2 separate regions of the Homo sapiens genome follow, and region 2 is linked to region 1. A link is an interaction called in ENCODE POLR2A ChIA-PET data of the cell type or tissue named here. Cell type or tissue: MCF 10A. All regions are shown on one strand. Links, peaks and the distances in the headings refer to the core of each region. The heading gives the core; the rest is flanking DNA. Region 1 has its middle 18 kb from the start of CLK4. Region 2 has its middle 18 kb from the start of ZNF354A.

Region 1 (2,818 bases), core at 304-2,803:
TTATGAGTTTTCAACTCTATGTGCTATGGTTTGAAAGTTTTTGTCTCCTTCAAAGTTCATGTTGAAACTTAATACCCAAAGCAACAGTATGAAGAGGTGGAGCATTCAGGAGGTGATTAGGCCATGAGGGCTGTGCTCTCATGAATCGATTAGTGCCTTATTAAAGGGCTTGAGGGGATGAGTTCACCCCTTCTACCTGTTGTATCAAGTGAAGATGCAGCTTTTCTCACTTCCGAAGAAAACAGTGTCCATGCCGCCATCTTGAAAGCAGAGACCAGGTCCACACCAGGCACACCCAACCTGCCAGTACTTTGATCTTGGAATTTCCAACCTCCAGAATGGTGAGAAATAAATTTCTGTTATTTGTAAATTACCTAGTCTGTGGTATTTTCTTATAGCATCATAAATGGACTAAGACACTATAGGAAAGCTACGGCCAGACAGGCCAAATCTGGCCTGCTGACTGTTTTTGTAAGTGAAGTGTTACTGGAGTACAGCCACACCCATTCACTTACCTCTTGTCTATAGCCGCTTTCCCTCTACAGTGGCAGAATCGAATAGTTATGACAGAATGTATGGCCCGCCAAAGATGAAAGTATTTATTATCTAGCTAGTTACAGAAGAAGTTTGTTGAGCCCTGCTTTCTACCATATATTTTAATTTGCTCTTTTTGTATATGTATTATATCTCTCAATCTAAAAAAAGAAAGAAAACCTAGCAGCTATCCACTCATCCTGAGAACATATATATAATTATTATGCCTTCCTATAAATAATTGTTTGATTATTTAAAACCAATCTAAATATTTGCCAAGGGCCTTCATGGTGAAGGCTCTACACACCAGCCTGTAATTTAGGTTTGGGGATTAGTTGAGTCACACGTGGGAAACCTGGAGCCCACCAATCTCACCTCACTCTTTTATTCCCCTTCATGCTGCTGCAGGCAAATTCCTTGATTCAAGGAGGAACACCAGGTGGCTGTCTGGGGGTCATCAAAGGTGACCTGAAAAGCCCTTTTCTGCACTGGAGACATGACGTTGGAACAAGGACAACATCTCTAATATCAGGAAGGGTACCAGAGGTGACTTGCTGGGAGAAAAGGTGAGAGCAGGGAAGAGAACATGTTTACTATTTGGGGGCATAGTACGTTTGGAACAGCGACCGTGGGGGTCAGTTATAAGGCATGTAGATGAGCAGAAGGATCCCTAGAGAGCTTTACTCCCAGAAGGAGGAGATGGAGACGTCTGTGTACATGAACTTGTTCACTGAGAGCAGCTGTGATGACATGCCTATAATCAGACATGTGGGTAGGAGTGACAGTGTGCCAGAGCCTAAGACAGGGGTGGTCGGTGGGTCCTTTGGGGAGTGACAAGGGGTAGTGGTTGCAGCCCCTCCCAGTGTGTGTGTGTGTGTGTGTGTGTGTGTGTGTGTGTGTGTGTGTGTGATGGTGAATGAAGGGGAAGGGATCATGGTAATGCATGATATTGCAAGGGTGATGGGAGCATTGGCTTGCTTCTTCATCCTTACAGCTGGGGTTGATGCATATTCTTCCACCTGACTCTGTTAAAATCTTTGCCTTTTTAAGTAGCTGAGAAGGAGGGCGGGGGTAGTGTCATGTTGTGAGCTGAGTCACAGGAAACTTCGGCTGTCAGACACATATGGGGAAAGGGTGGCAATCTGAGAGGTAGGAAGAGGATATTTCAGGGGAGAGTGGAGGAAGCTCAGTGAAAGGGAGCTTGGTAGCTCCTGCTCTCCCAAGCATTTTCTAGCTGGATGGGGATCACGTAGGTCTTTCTGATCTCCTCAACTAGGTTGCAGCTGCCTTTGTGTCCTGACAGCCAATAGCTCACTTCCCGTCCTTTCTGTTCTCCTTCCTGTAGGGTAGAGAGTACTTTGTGGGGAATGTGGTTGGAAGAGCTGGGAAACATCTGCTACTGTGGGGCACAGGTTTCCAATTAGAACATGTGGAGAACTGGCTGGATCTAGTGCAGGGTGGGCCCCGCTCCATCACCACCCTTGATACGAAGTGGCATTGTGCACCTTCATCTTATTTTCCCTAAATAAGAAATGCTTTCTACTTAAGAAATTCTGCCAAGAACTCTGTTGCCACTGGTCCTCGTCTCCATGTCCTTACATGCCCCACAGCTTGAAGGAGAGGAGCCCTCTCTTCAGGGCCTGCATTGTTCTCGTAACTTCTGTCCTGCTATGCCAATCCTCAAGCCTAGGGAAAGGTGACTGGAGAGACTTAAGAAAAGAAACTGTATCGGGCCGGGCGTGGTGGCTCATGCCTGTAATCCCAGCACTTTGGGAGGCCGAGGTGGGCAGATCACCTAAGGTTGGGAGTTCGATACCAGCCTGACCAAAATAGAGAAACCCCATCTCTACTGAAAACACAAAATTAGCCGGGTGTGGTGGCGCATGCCTGTAATCCCAGCTACTCGGGAGGCTGAGGCAGGAGAATTACTTGAACCCAGGAGGCAGAGGTTGCAGTGAGCCAAGATTGTACCATTGCACTCCAGCCTGGGCAACAAGAGCGAAATTCCATCTCAAAAAAAGAAAAGAAAGAAACTAAATCAACATAAGTGGGTTTGATTATTTAATAAAAGTACCTGTTCTCACTTTATTTCAATGTAAAATGAATCTAGGAAAAGTATTACTAGTTATGCAGGAGCTATAGAGGAGTGTTGTGATGGTAATCTAATATTCTTGATTTTAGAATATGTCATCTTCTGCTTTCTGTTATTGTTTGTGTGTGTGTGTGTGCATGTGCGCTTATGTTGTGTGCACACACACCGTAGGGATTCAGGAAAAACCAGGGT
Region 2 (2,818 bases), core at 87-2,586, 100 kb after region 1:
AAAAGCTCCCAATATTTGGAAATAGTTTTTTCCCCTTCTCTTTTGGGGGTATTTTTGATTGCTAACAATAGTTTGTTGGGCTTAAATGAATCAAATCTATTTGTTTTTATCCTGAATTGCCCACAAATCAATTATGTATTCCTGACTAAAGGGAACTCTGATACTGACTCCATTGTTCCAGCTAATGTCACATATTAATCAGGAAGGCTGGCCCTTTAATTTCCCTGTATATTACAAACATAATATATTCACAATAGCCTGTGCCAAAATCACTCATGATAAATCTACCTGTCTTGTCTACAAAAGGTCTCCCAAAGGATTATAAATCATGCTGCTATAAAGACACATGCACACGTATGTTTATTGTGGCACTATTCACAATAGCAAAGACTTGGAACCAACCCAAATGTCCAACAACGATAGACTGGATTAAGAAAATGTGGCACATATACACCATGGAATACTATGCAGCCATAAAAAATGAAGAGTTCATGTCCTTTGTAGGGACATGGATGAAACTGGAAACCATCATTCTCAGTAAACTATCGCAAGGACAAAAAACCAAACACTGCATGTTCTCACTCATAGGTGGGAAGTGAACAATGAGAACACATGGACACAGGAAGGGGAATATCACACTTCGGGGACTGTTGTGGGGTGGGGGGAGGGGGGAGGGGGGAGGGATAGCATTAGGAGATATACCTAATGCTAAATGACGAGTTAATGGGTGCAGCACACCAACATGGCACATGTATACATATGTAACAAACCTGCACGTTGTGCACATGTACCCTAAAACTTAAAGTATAATAATAATAAAAAAAATAAAAAAAAGGTCTCACAGACTTTCCATATCCCCTGCATGACCGAAGTTCAAATTCAATCCATCATATTATAGGCCAAAACCCCAAAGAAAATCACACCCAATGGACTGTTAAACCAGGTTAGGTTTGTATTATTTAGCTCAACAACATTGAATCAGATTTAAGTAAAGTGCAGCCTTGAAAGTATTTTAATAGATTTTGGCTTGTTGTTGCTGATGTGTGTGTATACATATATACACAGACACACATAGACACACACACATACACATATAAAACAGTGTGTTAAAATAAGTATAAATTATTTCATATGAATGCAGGAAAATCATAATTGTGTTGGTAAATTGGTCATTTTGCAAAGTATGTGAATTCAGACTGTTACAGGAAGGTATTAACATATTATAAGTTAGCAGAGTAATGGTTAACTACGTTTTTGTAAATGTGTTTTTAAAGGCTTGTCATAAAATTCTGAAGGAATCCTACTCACTGAATTCATTTTCCTCGACGTTAACTTCAAATAGTGCTACTAATATCCATGTAGAAATTAGAGTGTGGAGCGGGTAACCAAATCGAGAATGGTAAGATTCCACACTCCCGAATAACTGATACCATCAGTCCTTTACACCCGTATTCTCAGCCCAGGAAACTCACAAATTACACTGAGGAGTTGTAAATAAATAATTAGAAGTGATGTAGATTTGAAAACTAGCTTGATGATTTCAAATATGATACTAGAGAAGGTACCCTATTATATTAGTTTTCTTTAAAAACTAAAAAAAAGTGGACATTGGAAGGAAAACTTAGTCTTATAATCACTAATTATAATGATAGGCCAGGCACAGTGGCTCACGCCTGTAATCCCAGCACTTTGGGAGGCCAGGGTGGGAGGATCACTTGAGCCCAGGAGTTTAAGACAACATGATGAAACCCCGTTTCTACCAAAAATACAAAAAAATTAGCTGGGCATGGTGGTGCATGCCTGTAGTCCCAGCTACTTGGGAGGCTGAGGCAGGAGGATTGCTTGAGCTCAGGAGGTCAAGGCTGCAGTGAGCACTGATTGTGCCACTGCACTCCAGCCTGGACAACAGATGGAGACCTTGTCTCAAAATAATAATTATTATTCTTATTATAATCATATCAGGATCACTGGACTTACTTCAAGTGTCACTGTGGTTCTATTATTCTGGAAAAAATGACTGTCATTTCTCATTTAAAACAGAATACATACATAGTAATAAGCTAAAGCAGATTGGAGAAATTCTTTTGAACACCTGGATCTTAGGCAAATCATTCTTTTTGCTAAACGTGTGTAATCCTCAGGAGTCTTGGATTTCAGCACAACCAGTACTGCAATGCTCTGCACACCTTGTGCATTTGTGTTTGTAATTCTAGCACTGTGTTAGAATGGGCTGACACTGTCACAGCGGGGGACATCGCTGGCTAAGCCTTATTTCATTCTGAGAATCTGCCTCTTGAGATCTCACATTTTTACTTGTCAGAAACAAATGTAATAGGGAAAATTATGCCAATGGACTTTTGAAAACTAAATGCAATAGTCATACATGAGATACGTGTGTCTAGAGTGTGCGCATGTGATACAGTGGATTCTGGGCACCGAGGAAATGGTTGCACTTACTCTGTTTCACTAACGGCGATTTCCAGACGTATGTTCTGAAGTGTTTAAGAAGCAATTTAGAACTCCAGAGAGCATGCATTAGGACACTGGAAAATCTACAAGAAACTGGAGCAACTTGTTTTTGAAGAATGCTTCATGTTAACATGGAGCTGTCAACTGTCTTTGTGAAAGTTGCTGTTCTGATTGCTGTATTTTTCTTCATCTTTCCCAATGAGTACAGCAGTTTTATGTCTACGTTGGCTTCTTTCTCCTATCAAGAATATCGTAGCCTTGTGAGAACTATGTTTTGTCTTCTTATGGTTCTTTAGTGTACCAATATAAATGCAAATAAATTTTCCACTGACATAGGAAGTCTTTTGTA

What was found. Peaks named below come from ENCODE experiments on the same cell type or tissue, not always from the same donor. Only the 100,000 strongest peaks of a DNase experiment are listed, where the experiment ranks them.
Region 2: POLR2A ChIA-PET joins it to region 1 with 5 read pairs; 5 of 35 experiments call an interaction of 5 or more read pairs at or near these places.

What each region holds. Positions count from the first base shown.
Region 1 is chr5:178,643,399-178,646,216 of GRCh38, forward strand. No RefSeq gene overlaps it. Among named protein-coding and RNA genes, the nearest start is that of CLK4, 18 kb to the left of the region's middle. RefSeq lists an enhancer at 1-1,156. In MCF 10A, for the core only: no CTCF peak of the experiment used is centred there; a DNase peak (open chromatin) is centred at 1,633.
Region 2 is chr5:178,747,493-178,750,310 of GRCh38, forward strand. No RefSeq gene overlaps it. Among named protein-coding and RNA genes, the nearest start is that of ZNF354A, 18 kb to the left of the region's middle. In MCF 10A, for the core only: no CTCF peak of the experiment used is centred there; no DNase peak of the experiment used is centred there.